Regions from separate parts of the Mus musculus genome. Here region 2 is linked to region 1. Evidence: chromatin loops called from intact Hi-C (ENCODE). Cell type or tissue: heart. All regions are shown on one strand.

Evidence for each region. Peaks named below come from ENCODE experiments on the same cell type or tissue, not always from the same donor. Only the 100,000 strongest peaks of a DNase experiment are listed, where the experiment ranks them.
Region 2: it touches region 1 in a loop (6-fold over the local background); 9 of 42 quality-filtered maps call a loop at or near these places.

What each region holds. Positions count from the first base shown.
Region 1 is chr7:27,504,439-27,512,438 of GRCm38, forward strand. It overlaps Prx (periaxin), which reads left to right. Exons shown (of 7, transcript NM_198048.2): 2 at 95-138; 3 at 227-325; 4 at 442-568; 5 at 3,509-3,665. The coding sequence starts at 542. Gm15541 (a long non-coding RNA gene) reads right to left here and starts at 3,521. Exons shown (of 3, transcript XR_881907.3): 1 at 1,557-3,521; 2 at 834-1,014; 3 at 1-642. In heart, CTCF peaks have their summits at 3,534 and 4,309 (motif pointing right); DNase peaks (open chromatin) are centred at 2,683, 3,713 and 4,343; H3K4me3 peaks cover 2,213 bases; H3K27ac peaks cover 2,922 bases.
Region 2 is chr7:27,444,550-27,452,549 of GRCm38, forward strand. It overlaps Sptbn4 (spectrin beta, non-erythrocytic 4), which reads right to left and starts at 2,040. Exons shown (of 36, transcript NM_032610.2): 1 at 1,914-2,040. Blvrb (biliverdin reductase B (flavin reductase (NADPH))) reads left to right here and starts at 3,429. Exons shown (of 5, transcript NM_144923.3): 1 at 3,429-3,647. The coding sequence starts at 3,569. In heart, CTCF peaks have their summits at 3,068 and 4,920 (motif pointing left); DNase peaks (open chromatin) are centred at 2,192, 2,602, 3,332, 4,932 and 2 weaker places; H3K4me3 peaks cover 4,322 bases; H3K27ac peaks cover 2,435 bases; H3K27me3 peaks cover 2,313 bases.

The sequences.
Region 1 (8,000 bases):
TGGGAAATAACCGTAAGGCACTTGAGCACAAAGAATCGTCAGAACGAGCACAGGGGATATGAGATAATACTACTGTGTGTGTTGTTCTTCCTAGAGCCCCAGACCCAGGAGGCCCAGGAAGCTGGAAGTGACCCTCAGGTGAGAGCTGGCTGGTTCCGCATGCCCCTCTCTATCTTCCCTGGGTCTGTCTGATGTCCCACGCCCCTTGTCTCTCTCTCCTTGGCAGGCAGCAAGACCTCAAAGGAAGAGTGAGATTCCTGCTTACAGCTGTGCATCACCCCGAGTGGGGCTCCTGTCAGGAGAAAAGGCCATCACTCAAGAAGCGGTGAGGGGCCCTACTCTCCGCCCGCCTGATGCCATCCCTGCACTCGACCTCTCTGGCAAGCCCCATCTCTACCCGACAATCCCTCCTTGCCTCAGGCCTCCATCTTATACCCCCAGGCTCAGCGGCAGCTGCTCCATGAGGAGCTGAAGGTGGTCCTGCAGCAGAAGGAGGAGAGGACACGGGAGCTCGAGCCCCCAGGTGACTCTCTGCAGAGCTATGGAGGCCAGGAGCCGCAGCGCTGAGGTGGGTGTCCACAGGTTAGGGTGCCAAGAAGGCATGTCCCGGCTTCTCTGGGCCTTGGTATCCCCACCTGGAAGCTGGAAATAGGAAATGTGAGGGAGAAATTAACATGTCAAATGCTCAATACAACGCGCTCGGGGCCTACAGATGGGTGTGGTGGCTTATGCCTATCATTTTGGCTTTCAAGTTCAAGGTCAACTTGGGCAATTTAGTAAGGTCCTATCCCACAAAGATTAAAAAAAAAAAGTGTCACTCAGGGGTAAAGTACCCTAATATGCACAAGATCTTGGAGTCAGCCCTCGATTATGAGGATGATGATGGTGATGGTGATGATGACGACGATGACGATGATGACGATGACGAAACCCAGCAGAGGGGCCAGCAGATGGGCTCAGTGGGTACAGGTGCTTGCTGCCAAGTCTGATGACCTGAGTGCAATCTTCTGGAAGCTACATGGTAGAGGAGAGGACCCGGATCCTAAAATTGATTCCTTTGACCTTCATGCATTATACACACACATAAATAAATGTAAACAAACAAAACAAACAAAAAAGGGAAACCCTTGGCTGGACAGATGGCAAAGTGGTTAAGAGTACTGGCTGCTTTTCCAGAGGATTCCTTTCAATTTCCAGCAACCACATGGGGGTTCAAACCCCTTAGAGATCTGACACACTCACTCCTCTGACCTCCACTGACACTAAGCACGTATGTGGTGCACAGCGTTACACGCAGGCAAAACGCCGATGCACACAAAATCCTTTGTTTATCTTGTTGTTTTGCTGCCTCGCCCCTACCTTTTTTTTTTTTTTTTTTTAATAATACGGTTTCTCTTTGTAGTCTTGGCTGTCCTGGAACTGTCTCTGTAGTCTGTAAACAGAACAGGCTGGCCTGAAACTCAGAGATCTGCCTGCCTCTGCCTCCTGAGTGCCAGAATTAAAGTGCACCACCACTGCCCAGCTCCCAAGTCATTTTAAAATAAATTTAAACATACCTGGGTGTGATAGCACAGGCTTTTAATCCTAGCTCTTGGGAAGCAGAGGCAGGTGGATCAGTGAGTTCAGGGTCTTCACAGTGAGCTTCAGGACAGACAGCCAGTGCCTTGAGACCCTGTCTTGAAAAACAAAAACAAAACCAAAAAATTCAACAGAAATATTTTATCAGAAGAGACTAGTTATAACCAAGCATGGATACATGCTTATGATCCTAGCACTTGTACTCAGGAGGCTGAGGCAGGGGGACTACTGTGAGTTAGAGGCCAACCTGAAATACAGAGTAAGACCCTGAGTCAAAACACCCCACTACAGATAAGAGCTGACAAAGTACAAAGTCACTGTAGAGGACGTAGGGACCCACAAGGCAAATCCAGTCCTTTCCTGCTTTATGTACAGCCCTAAGCAGGTGACCTAACTTCTTGGAGCCCCAGCTTCCCCACTGGTGAGGTGGGGTGATGGTCCCCATCTCTGGGAACTCCGATGGTTCATTTTTTGGACTACTGCATAGTCTGGTACCAAGAGATCACCTTCAGTCACTGCCACTGCTTTCAGATTCGATGTTAGCAGTTTTAACCTCTTCTACTGAGTACCAGGCTGGGTGGCTCTACTTACAAAGGAGCCTCATTAAGGCTGAGGGTGACAGGCAATGGGGTCACGGCCTATAGAGTCCTGGGGTGGAATACCTAAGACAAGACTTGGCTGTTAATGTGCTTTGAGGCATTAAGTAAGTCACTTTAAATTCCTAGGAGTTACTGCCTTCCTGTGACTTCCCAAAAAAACACGGGGAGACACAAGATGCTGTCCAAAGGGGAGTGGAAGGACCCTACTGTTCCAAGAAGCTCCCCCCCCCCCAACTAATGTTTCATATTCTCCTGCTCTAGTCCCACTGCAGTAGGGCATCTAGTCTAGGCCTGATTTTCCCTCTCCTGGCTGGTCGCAGTGCCTTGCATTCTCCCAGGTCCATCCATGCTTGGTCAGGTTTCAGTTCACAACCAGACTTTCCTTTCACACCACCCAACTTTGCAGTACAGCAACAGGCCCAGAAGTGCAAGGTGCTCCGCAAAATCTTGTGGTTTCCTAGACAGAATCAGACCTCTCGCTTCCCCTTCTGGGAAGCAGATGTGAACCCTCTAGCGTGTTTCAGAGCCAGGGCCAGCAAATACCATGAATGCCAGTTCTGCTGCGGTCACCATTCATTACCCACGCACCCCCCCCCCCTTCATTGGATTCCTTTTCCCGGGGGAGTTATGCATGTCTTGGAGTTAAGAGTTCACAACAGCATTCTTACACATATTCAAGCCCACAGAGGGCAAGACCCCATTCTTCCATCCCGCATGGCTTAAGGGTGTCTCCCTTTATTAGAGGCATGCCTTTGTCCTGTAGGAATAACTATTATCAAGCTGAATATTTTATATTTTGGTTTGTTTAGTTTCATGTTGGGAACAGAACTCAGAACCTCGTGCGTGCTATGCAAGACTTCTACCACTGGGTTAAATCCCTAGGCTTGTTGTGTAGTTATTAAAGCCCCATTTGGTCTTTAAAATATGGATATTGGAATTGGCATTTTGTCTTATGACTTTAGTCCCAGTACTTTAAGGAGGATCTCTGAAGGAGGATTTCTAGGACGTTCTGGGCTACAGGAGTCCCTGTCTCAAAAATAAAATGAAAAAAAAGGAAGAAAAGGAAGAAAGAATGGAAAATTAATAAGCTTCTCAAAATCACCTAATTTGGCACTTCTAGTCCCGCCCCATGATCTTGCCCCGCCTACTCATCCCCTCTTCTTCCAGCCCCGCCCCGCCCCTTGCTTTTCGGACCGCGACCCTCCCAGAGAGCGAGCGGGAAAGGAGAGCTGTTTAACCACAACGCGGGTCCTAGAGAAGGAACGCCATGGCGAGCTCTGGGCGAGTTGCCGTCTTGGAGCTCCATGGCGACCCCTTGCTGCCCCTCGCAGGAGCTGAGACGGGCGGAGTTGGTGGAGATTATCGTGGAGACCGAGGCACAGACCGGGGTCAGCGGCTTCAACGTAGCAGGCGGCGGCAAAGAAGGAATCTTTGTCCGTGAGCTGCGAGAGGACTCACCGGCAGCTAAGAGCCTCAGCTTGCAAGAAGGTAGGCGTGGTCTGCATATGGCAAGGCGGAGCCGGCCTATGGGGGCGGAGTTAAGAATTTGCCTTGGCCACCGCGCTGGGGGCGTGACTTGGGGAGGGCGGGGCACATCGGGTCTGTGGAGGCGGAGTTAGGAATCTGCTTTGGGTCCGGGGCCTGGCGGGGGCGTGGCGGAGTGGGGCGGAGTCTGAAGGCCTGGTGGGTCAGGGTTGACCTGCATGGGTGTGGTTAGGTATCCGCCTAGAGTGCTGGCAGGATGAAACTGAAGTTGTGCTTATTTGCTAGGAGGCGGGGTTAAGAGGTTGTGGCGAGGCTTTCCTTGTTCTGAATCTAGCTCCTCCAGCATGCCAGGCCTTTGCTCTACCACCGAATTACATTGTTTTGGGGGCTCGGAAAGGAGCCCAGGCCTGCCTGAACTCGCTGTACAGCTGAGGATGTACTTCGTCTACCAAAAGCTGGGATATAGGCACGCACCCCTATGCCCGTCTTTCTATTTTTTTAAAATTTTTGAGTCTAAATTGCTCGAGTTGGCCTTGAACTTCCTGTGTAACCCTGGCTGTAAACTTAAAAAATAATTAGTTTATTTTATTTGTATGGATGTTTTGCCACCAACTATGTCGGTGTGTGATGTATCTGTTGTACCCCTGGAGGCCAGAAGAGGGCTCGGAATCCCCTGTGCGCCACCAAGTGGGTGATAGATCCTCTGGAAGAGCAGAGAGCAGTCTTAACTGCTGAGCCATCTTGCCAGCCCTTGGCCTTGAACTTTTGATCCTTCTGCCTCAGCCTCCAGGGTAGCTGGGATGACAGGCCTGAGCGACCATGCCCAGCTGGCACTATGATTATTTAGGGCCGGTTCATTGTCTGTGTTGGACTCCCAGAACCCTCGTGATATTTCTGTGTCTCCATATTTTCATCTTTAAATGGGAATAATTAGCACTGACCTCATGAGGTTATTATGTAGCTTAAATGAGTCAGGTTTTGAAAACAGCACACAGATAAGTGTCACACAGTAAGCACTATGTAAGTGCTAATTAATGTGTTATTGGGACAGGAAAAAGGGGTGGAGTTAACTTGAGATGGAGAGAGGAACTTAATTAAATGAAAGATGTTTTTAAGAACTATGGATAGAGCTGTTTCAACTTATGCATTGCATGTAGCAATTATTCTTTCTTTAATTAATTATTTTTAAAATGTATATGTTCATTTTTGTCATACTGAGGATGGAACCCAGGGCTTTTTGGATGAATGCTAGGTGAATGCTCTATGAACTGTGCTCCCAGCCTCTCATTGGTGAGCTCTAGGCAAGCCTTCTACCAGTGAAGTACATCCCGTTCCATAACAGTTATTTACTAAGCATCTTACTGCTTTGGCTACAATGGTGAACAGAACACAGAAAGGTCCCTACACATAAGAAACTTACAGAAGGGCTGGCGAGATGGCTCAGTGGGTAAGAGCACCCGACTGCTCTTCCGAAGGTCCAGAGTTCAAATCCCAGCAACCACATGGTGGCTCACAACCATCTGTAACGAGATCTGACTCCCTGTTCTGGAGTGTCTGAAGACAGCTACAATGTACTTACATATAATAAATAAATAAATAAATAAATGAATAAATAAAAGAAACTTACAGAATAGTGGGGTGAAACTCATGAGAAGGTAGGGGCAAGGGCAGTTTTGAAGGGCTCATAAGGACTATGACTTTTATTCTGTGACATAAGCAGAAGAGAAGCAGAAATGAGTCTTGTTTAGCTGCTTTATTTACAGTTGGCTGAAATGTAAGAGGCAGCATCAGGGACAAGATCAATTAGCCTCTAAGAAGTGATGGATGGGCAGGCTTAATATGGTGGTGTTGGAAGGACTTGACTCTCAGATATTCAGGACTAGGTGTGGGCTACCATAGAGAGGGAGGCCTCAAGGATGCTTCTAGGCATCACTTTTAGGTGATAGAGTGACTGGCCAGGTTTCATCCCCACTTCATTGGTTGTGGGGAATCTCCAAGGAGGTTTGACCTGAGGACTGAGTGGCCTGCTGATACCTGTTTGGAGAAAGACAAGGTCGGAGTGTTTTTTAAAAAACAAAACAAAACAAAACACCCAAGGACAATTTTATTACAGACTGGGAGAAAAACCCCAGTGCAGGCAGTAAGTCTTAGCAATTGTTGAGTGGGGGAGAGGAAGAGAGAGAGCCAGGTCTTTTAAGTTAGGGTCCAAGAAAGCAATGGAGGTTAGTAAGTAGTCACATGGCTAAAGGGATGGGGGGAGGGGTGTGGGAGCCTCAGAGAAAGAATAAGAAAACACAAAACACTGTGCCAGGGAAAGCATGCCCAGGCTCTGAGCAGTATCCAAGAGAACAGAAAGGGATAAGAGGAGCAGTTGCCAGGCTTCAACGTGCTACCTGATAGGAGCTTGGCAGACACGGCCTTTAGTCTTTTCTTGTTTGTTTGTTTGGTTTGGTTAGGTTTTTCAAGACAGCCTTTCTCTATGTAGCCCTGGTTATCCCGAACTCCCTCTGTAGACCAGGCTGGCCTCGAACTGACTTACTACTGCCATTTGCCTCTGCCTCCCAAGTGCTGGGATTAAAGGCATTGCCACCATGCCCAGCTTGTTTTCTTTTTCTTTTTTTTTTTAAAGTGAATCTTTTTTTTTAATTTTATTTATTTATTATATGTAAATATACTGTAGCTGTCCTCAGACACTCCAGAAGAGGGCATCAGATCTCATTAAAGATGGTTGTGAGCCACCATGTGGTTGCTGGGATTTGAACTCAGGACCTTTGGAAGAACAGTCAGTGCTCTTAACCGCTGAGCCATCTCTCCAGCCCCCCAGCTTGTTTTCTTATTTTAATTTCTTGAGACAAAGTTTCCCTTTGTGCTCCAGGCAAGCCTTTGATTTCTCCTGCTCCAGCCTCTGGAGGGTTGGGATGACAGGCAACCTGGGACCCATCAAATGCTGCAAATCAAAGCTGTTTCTTGAACACTGACTAGGGGTGTGGAAGGGCACCTAGGTAGACAATCTACCCTTCACATTTCTGAATTCTGTATCTGAGGATTCAGCCGATCAGAGACTGAAATTATTTGTGCCTGTGTTGGGGGGGAAGTGCCCATACTGAACATGTCTGGACTTTCTTTTTTTTTTTAATGTTTGTTTGTTTGTTTGTTTATTTATTTATTTATTATATGTAAGTACACTGTAGCTGTCCTCAAACACTCCAGAAGAGGGAGTCAGATCTCGTTATGGATGGTTGTGAGCCACCATGTGGTTGCTGGGATTTGAACTTTGGACCTTCGGAAGAGCAGTCGGGTGCTCTTACCCACTGAGCCATCTCACCAGCCCATGTCTGGACTTTCTTCTTTCGTTATTCCCTAAGGGGCTAGAGATAGGACTCTGCAGTTACGAGCATTTGCTAGCCATGCAGAGAACCAGGGTTCAGTTCCCAACACCCACACTGTGCCTCACAACTGTCCCTTACAAGGGTCATATGCCCTCTTCTGGGCTCTGCACTGTTGTGCATGGAAACAAAGTACTCAAACACAAAAGAATAAATCTTAAAACACAAAGGAACAACTATTATATAGTATTTACATTGTATCATATATAATTTGGAGTTTGTAGTGCTGGGCTATCATTCCAACAGCCCTTGGGAGCCTGGGGCAGGAGATTCTTGAGTTTAAGGCTAGTCTGGACCACACAGGGAGATTTTGTATCAAACAAACAAACAAACAAACAAACAAACAAACAAACAAAGTTATTTAAGTGTCCAAGGCAGGAGAATGGAAAGTTCAAGGTCTGCCTTGGCAACTTAGTAACATCCTGTCTCAAAGATAGAGAAAAGAGGACTAGGGCTCTGGCTCAGTGGTAGAGCACTTGCCTAGAGTTCAGAAGTGAGAGCCTTGGGGTGTGGCTCAGTGGTAGAACATTAGTCTAGTATGCATAAGGCCCTGGATTCAATCTCCAGCATCATAAAAAACAAAACAAAACAAAACAAAACAAACAAACAAAACAAGAACAACAAAAAAAAAACCAAAAACCAAAAAACAAACAAACCCAGAAGTTAGAAAGTTAGGCTGAGAAGATGGCTCAGCATTTAAGAGTGCTGGTTACTCTTCCAGAGGACCCGGATGAGGAGGAGGAGGAACATGGTGATGATGACGACGATGATGATGATGATTCTTTTCTTTTTCTTTGGAGACAGGGTTTCTCTGTATAGCCCTGGCTGCCCTAGAACTCACTCTGTAGACCAGGCTGGCCTCAAACTCAGAGCCATGCCTGCCTCTACCTCCCAAGTGTTGGGACTAAAAGCATGCATCACCATGCTTAGCTTTAGACCCAAATTTTATTCC
Region 2 (8,000 bases), 60 kb before region 1:
GAGTGAACATACCTGAGCCCTTGCCTTGCTCTGGATTTTATACGCATTCAAGTGTTTAACTCCTTAGTGATCAGTTATCATTGGCCCATTTTATAGATGTGAACACTGAGGCATGGAGGAGTCCACCCACTTGCATGAGTTATAGAGCTAATTCTCTATATTCACCCCTGCAGTCACCACCCTTTGCTGTGTAACCCTTTTGTTCTCCAACGTCCGAGGGACGAAAGGTCTATGGGTGCCTAGGGATGTGTCTTTCTCTTTGACCCTGGCTTCTAACATGTGACTTGCTTGGACCAGCAGGAGTTGAGTGGGAGGAAATAGCTGGCCAGTCCTGAGCCTTAATTAAAGAGATCGCTTGGGCTAAGTGTGATGCTAGACTAGACTAGGTCCAGGACCACAAACTCTCCAGCCAAAGCCAGCTACAGCAGCTAATGATACCGCCCCCCCCATCACTATGACAACTCTAAAACTTGAGTATGCCAGTTGAGGCCTGAAAAACTGAACAATCAGGTCTAGCCTAAGTTATTAAACTCTTGACTTTACAGCTAAGTAAATGCTTAGTGTTTTATGACAGTGAGTTGGGAAGGGTGCTTTGTTACACAGCAGCATTCCCGTACCAATAGCTGCCTGATGTACTACTGTCTTCCTCCTGAACCCTGAACATCATAAATACCTATTTTAGAGGGTAGGTGACATCAAGTATGTCTCCAACACAACCCCCACATACACACCCCAGTCCTACTTCTAAGACTGTAAAAATAGAATAATACACTTCTTTTCAAAAGACCCAGATGGCCGGGCATGGTGGCGCACGCCTTTAATCCCAGCACTTGGGAGGCAGAGGCAGGTGGATTTCTGAGTTCGAGGCCAGCCTGGTCTACAGAGTGAGTTCCAGGACAGCCAGAGCTACACAGAGAAACCTTGTCTCGAAAAACAAAACAAAACAAGACATACAAAAAAAGACTCAGAAGGCCTCAAACTCAGGAGAGTTTAAGACGCTAAGTAGGTGGTAGATTGTGGCCAACAGTAGATTATTCCTTTAAGTGGGCACCCTAAAACCACTGCTCTTCTCTTCTTTCATAGAAAGCTGTAAGTGACCACATGGCTACCTGTGTGACCCCAGCCAAGTCACTTGCCCTATCTGGTCTTCATCTGTGAAAATCCTACAGAGGTCTGGAGATGAAATGAGTTGCTCACTCAGCAACCATGGGATCTGGTACACGCCAAGCCTCAATCCATAGCTCTCCTTATTCTTTTCTTCTCATAGTGTCTGAATTCCATCCAGAGCCTCACACAGCCATGTGCTCCACCACTGACACACACAGCCAGCCAGCTCTGAGTTTTCCCTCTTTGGTCTCATATCTTAGCAAGTCCGGGGGTCTGGTCAAGAGTCAAAAAAGAGATGGGTTCAATGCTTTATTCTGGCGGTGTGGAACTCGGTTTCTCTGTGCTTTGATTTCCTTTCCTATTAATGGGTGGTCACAACTGTTTCCCCAATGGAGGATACTTGGGCCAGAGGAGGCGCTTAGCACTTGGCGAGCTCTCTGTGGGCCCAGCTTGCAGCTCTGGCCTTTCCGGGGTGCAAAGGGAAAGGGGTCCTGCGGGATCCAGCAAGAGCCGGTGGGGAGCTGAGCTGAGAGTGGGATCCGAGGCTTTAACCCTTCCAAAGCCGCGCCTCTCTGCCCCTGTGGTCCAGTCACCGTGCGGAGGAGGGGGGCCTGGGAAGGACAAGGCCTTGGGGTGACCCACGCCTGGTTCAGTGGCTGAGCTAGGTGAGGGTGAGGGGTTCATTGGATCGCAAGCCTCTATCCGGCTAAACAGATCCGAGGGCTCAGGTCGCCAGCTTGTGGGGGAGGATGCTGGGCCAGGTGGGGAGATGCTGGGGAGGGGCCGCCGTCCGCACCGCCGCTCACCTGGGCGCCGGCCGCCGATGCGGTCCCGGATGCTCGCCGCGCAGCACCGCCCTCCCTGCGGGCGTTCGTCGCCGGGCCGGGCCCGGCTCTGTTCGGCCCCACCGGCCCGCCGCTCGGCCAGATCCGCATGCGCCGCCGCCGCCGCGCCTCCCCCCACGCGCCGCAGCCGCTCCGCACGCCCCCGGGACCCCTCCCGCACGCCGCCCCGCCGCCCGCGCTGTCACACACCGGGCCACGCGTGTGATGCACAGCCGCGCTCGCGAGCGCTCGAGGCAGCGTCACACACTCCCACACTGCCACTCACACACCGGGCCCCTGGCAACGTCATACACACTCTCTCCACATGCACACTCTCATGGTGTCACTCCTTCGTAAGGGGTCAGTCAGGGTCAAACCTTCTAACTGTCTGTCACACGCAGTCACTTGCAATGTTTTCCTCTCTGGAATGTGTCCTGCAGGGTCATTCACTGTGACACACTCTGATATAGCCACCACTGACAGTGACACTCAGATATCACCAGTAGTTACCAATACAGTAAATAGTGCCCTGCAGGATCGTACATACATTGTTACTCAAATACTGCCACCACCACAATAAGGGTCACATGAAATCACTTGAACAGTATCACAGGATGGAATAGTGCTCTGCAGGACCACGCACTGTGACACACTCACATACAGCCACCACCACCAATAGCACATACAGTCAGGCATGTCACACACCTCCAAGGTGTCACAGAGTATCTACGCTCACACAACACAAAGTTCACAATCGCATAGTCTTACACGCTTAAAATGTCACACCAGTTGCCTAGGCACAAAAGATGACACACCCTGTGTTGCTACACACCCATACATCAGAGCCTCAACAAGACACAAAAGGAATCTCAGTTGATGTCACACACAGTCACACATAAATGGGATCATATCACGCACCCATGTGGTGTCCCAAACCTTCCCAATCCGAAAGTATCACACTCCATTACAGCTTACCATATCACACAGGCTGAGTACCCCTCACAGTATCACCCCCATGGACGCCAAATAACATTAATGATCTCTATACACAACTCACATTGCAACACAAGGAATGAAACCGGGTGTCGCCCACAACCATGCTGTCCCTTGTGGTCACTGAGGGTCACACAGGCACAAAATCACCCCACACACCCCTCTTGCTTGTTGGGAGGACGCTTTGGTAGAGGGAAGTACCATCTCAGAGCCTGTCTGTAAGGGGGCGTGAGCAAAGAGAGCACGGTGGGCGTAACGCCCCGGCCGGCCCCGCCCCGCTCAGCCCCGCCCACTAAGGGTGGCTGTCTCTAGTAGGCAGAGCGCTAAGTGACAAACTGCTCTAGCACCGCCCACTCCCTTCCCTAGAAGGGGCGTGGCTTCTACGTCTAAGCGCCTATCGGAGAAGGGGCTCTGGAAATGCAATTTGACTCCTCCGCCTACTCATGCTCTTTCCAGCGGGAGGCGTGGTCGCCTCGGTCCCGCCCTTTGAACCCAAATTAGGAGGGTGAGGCGGAGGCTGGAACCTTGTCTGGTCCCGCCCCCTCCTTCTGGGTCGAGGAGGACCCGCAGCGCGCCTCCTCGCAGCCACTGTGTTCCCGCGCGTCCTCGGAGTTCTCAGCTTTTCCGGCCCTGGACCCCGCAGCATGACTGTCAAGAAGATCGCGATCTTCGGTGCCACCGGCAGGACCGGGCTCACCACACTGGCGCAGGCGGTGCAAGCAGGCAGGAGCCGGGGCGGGTGGGGGAAGTCATGAACACCGGGCGGAGTTTTGGGAAAAGTCGTCCTGGGGGCCGGGCGGAGACCACACGGGGCGGTGTGTGCCCCAGCCTGTGGGCCAGCAAGTGGTCACGGGGGCACAAATGGAGGACTCTGACATTCAGCGTTATGTGGGTTCAAGGCGTAAAGGAATTAACTGTGGGAACCTGGAGGACTCCTCTGACAGTTCTATGCAAACCAGGGGTTCTTATGAAATGTCGTAACTGTGGTGGTGGTCCTAGTTAGCACACCCAGAAAGGGTTTTCTGAGCCAGGACTAGCTTGGCATCCAGCCAGCCGGGCCATCTCCTTACACGTGTTAAAATTCTGGTGACCCTCATTTGGAATGGGAACTAGTGTGTTACCCCACTTGACACATAAGAAAACTGAGGCGGAGAGGACTTGCTGGTACATGGCTGTGTCGGGATTTGAACTCCGGTCCGTGGTCTTAAGCACTAAAAAACTGTCTGCAGGCTCATAGTTTGGTCACTGGAACAGAAAATCGAAAAGGTTAGGCAGCAACTTACTTCAAAGAGAATGGAGGTGATCACCCTATAAGAGAGGGGCAGTCCAAGAACTGAAGTCCTGGGAAGGACATTGAGCTTTGGGGCCTCCCGAGGGGAGGGCGCAGGATCCCCCATCATCCCCTGGCTCCTCAGTCTAGAAGTTAACTCTGGACCAGACGTGAAAGTTCCAGATAAAGAGCCACACCCTTGCTAGCCTTGGCGATTCTTAAGATATTGACTATCAGAGTGCCCCAAAAGGGTGGAGGCCACAAAGAGCCCAGTCCCTGCTGGTTCCCAGCACAGCTCCTGCTTTGGGTGAGGCTTTTTCTAGAAGTTCCATCCCCCCGCCCCCCATGGGCTATCCTTTCCCCCAGGGACTTAATGAGGGCCTTAATTCGTGGCAAAGGAGAGCGCCCTGGGCCTCCCAGAGAAAACAAACTACAGGCTGGCTGTGGTGGTGTAGACCTGTAATTTCCCCCACCCCTGGAGAGGCAGAGGTAGGAGACTCAGGAGATCAAACCTATCCTTGGCTGCGCAGCAAGTTCAAGGCCATCGTGGGCAACCTTAGACCCTATGTCAAAACAACAAAACAAAAGCAAGCTGCTGATAAATCATTTCTAGGGAGGAACAGGGAAAGGAAGAGAGAAGTTGACAAATGCTGTGTCACCATGAATTTGTGGAGTATCCTGTTAAATACCTTAATCCCCAATACCACTGTTTACTGATGGCTCTCCCTGCTGGTCACAGTCGGAACTACACGAAGGATTTCCGGGAGGCCTGGCCTTTTTCTCCCTGTGGCTCAGAAAAACCTGTCAGAAACAGGAAGAGGAAAAAAAAAAGAAAAGAAAAAGGAAAAAAAAAAAAAAAAAGGCAGGAAGGGATTAGGGGATATAGCTCTCAGAGATGAAACGCCTGCCTGGGATCCACCTGTGAGAAGAGGCTTGAGGGGGGCGTGGCTCAGTAGGCCCCACGGCCTAGCGGCCTAGCGTGCCCAAGAAACTGCACAGTCAAGGAAAACAAGTAGCTAGGAAGGGCTTGGGTTTTAGTCCCTCAATGTCATTTTGTAGGACCAAGGGTCTAACAAACAGACTCTGGGTTCATCCTGTGTATTTAAACAGCCAGGTCTACCACATACCACAGTGATGTGACCAAATACTGTGTCATCTACAGTCAAAGACCTAAATATCTGTAAAATAAATAAAGAAAAGAGAAAAGAAGACCAATATTGAAGCAATGGTTGCGGGCTAGACAGATAGGTCAGTGGGTAAAGGTACCTGACAACCTGAGTTAAATCCCCAGAAAGAGAGAACCAACTCAGAAGAACTTGACCTCTGACTTCCATACATGCACACACACAAATAAGAGTAACAGATAAACAGAGGTTGCTAGCTGGGTGGTGGTGGTGGTGCAAGTGTTTAATCCCAGCACTTGGGAGGCAGAGGCAGGTGAATCTATGTGAGATCGAGGACAGCCTGGTCTACAGAGTAAGTTCTAGGACAGCCAGGGCTACACAGAGAAACCCTGTCTCAAAAACAAAACAACAACAAAAACAGGGGTTGCCTTGAGACTCTGATGAAATGACTTACAATGCAGAAAGTGCTTAGAACCAAGGCTCATGCCCAGTGGGTGCTTATACTCCTCAGCCAACTGAACTCAGATATAAAGATTATAGCCCAGTCTTAAATGTAGCTCTGGTTTTCTCTACCCACTGTGTGCCCAAGGCTAGTTACCAGAACCTGCCTCAGTTTCCCTTTCTTGGTATGATAAGAATGGCCACTTTGTAAAATTGTTACAATCTAGGACTTTTCAAACTAGGGCTCAGTGTGAGTGCTGGACTGCTTTAAATTGGTCACAAACGATCAAAATGTATCAAGTTGCTGCTGCGGGAGTCGCTAGAATCTGAGCCTAGGCCCTGGCAGCCAGGTCTGACCACGTGTCCTCAGCAGGTCAATTAGTGAGAAAAACTAATAGTGAAAGTAGAAAAAGGAGATGAATTTAATGTAAGCATGTCGGGAAGCTCCTCTGCTACCCAGACCCAGCCTTCAAGGTCTTGATGAAAGCTACAAGTTTAAATAGAAGGCAAGAGGTACCCACGCATGCGCAATCCCTCTCGTTAATGGTGTGGTCATCACAGCCATCATCTTGTTGAACCCTGTGTCCTCCAAGGTGCTCTGACAAGTTGTCAGAGCCATGAAATCTCTTCCTCTTCTGGTTGGCACAGGGCCCCGGCCTCCTTCTCCTGCCATCATGAGGCATTTGGGAAAGTTGCACTTTTGGAGTGGGGGGTCCACTGTTTCAAGCAGTCTGATTATCATCTGCATTCCTGCCAGGATAAGGTTACAGAATGCCAGATGTTGGATTGACATATGAATTTATGTGTACTGGTCAGGCAGTGAAATTTTGTATTGAGTGTTAAGATTTTATTTTATTTTATTTTATTTTATTAATTCTTGAAAGAGCTGGAGAAATGATGAGAAAATCCTATACTCCCAAGACTCAGAGAGTGGAAGGTTCACACTCTCTTTTTAAGGTTCACAGCCAGTTCTGGAAAACATAGTTCAAGGCCAGCCTGTTTTGTGTAATACTTTGCCTCCAAAAATAAAAAAGGAAGGAAGGAAAAGAAAAACCTTAAAAGTGAATGAATTTTGCAACTTATTCTCAAATAGGAAGAGAAACAGAAAGACAGACAGATTTGTACATGTGTGAATTTTCTATGCAAATATATAAGTTCTGCATATCATATACTATGTATATAAGTAAAAAGAGGAAGCAGGTCTAGAGAATCTTGCAACTTCTCTATAGCTGAGATTACTTAAAAATAAAAGCTTAACAGAAAGCCTGACCAGATGTTTGACACCTGCAGTTAGGAGGTAGACAGCAGGAACAGCACAGGGTTTAAGGCCAGCCTGAGCTACATTGTGAATTCGGTGATCGTGTGGGCTACAGTGTGACACTCTGACAAATAAATAAATACAAGAAACATGAACAAAATGTTAGTAACAAATGATATTGTTAAAGAAAAAAGTCACCACATATTTTAGGGCCAGCAAGGTGGTTTAGTGGGTAAAGGCGCTTGCTGCCAAGCCTCATGGCCTGAGTTCAATCCCCAGGACCCACATGGGTAGAAAGAGACAACTGACTCCTGCGCACACGGTAAAATAAATGTAAACTAGTTAATAAGTAATGAAGATAAATGAAAAGGATAAAAGCCCGTATTTTAATTATCTCACAGAAGTTGTCTTTCAGGAAGGATAAGATCTAAATGTGTGCTGTTTGGTAGCTACTAGCTGCGTGTGCATCTTGCTTCATTTTATTTTATTTTATTTTATTTTATTTTCTATCCTTTTTTATGTATGTACTGTCTGTGAATCACTCTTGTGCCTGGTGGCCATGGAAGCCAGAAGAGGAGGTCAGGTCCCCTGAAAAATGGAGCTGTAGAGAGTTGTCAGCCACCCTGTGGGTCCTGGGAATGGAAACCAGATCTTCTGATAGAGCCACAAGGGCTCTCAACCACAGAGCCTCTGTCTCTTCAGCCCCTCGTGGGGCCCTTTTCATCTCAACGTGAACTGTGTGCTTTGCTTGGTTTTTTTTTTTGTTTGTTTGTTTTGTCTCGTTTGAGACAATGTCTCCCTGTGTAGTCCTGCCAGGCCTGGAACTAACCTTTGAACTGGCTTTGAACTCATAGACGTCCACTTGCCTCTGCCTCCTGAGCGCTGGGATTAAGGCTGAACATGAGAAGCGGCTGTCTAGCCAGGCAACAAATGAGCTTCATGAGGCTCCTTATTCAGTAGCCACGGGGCCATCCTGAAACTCA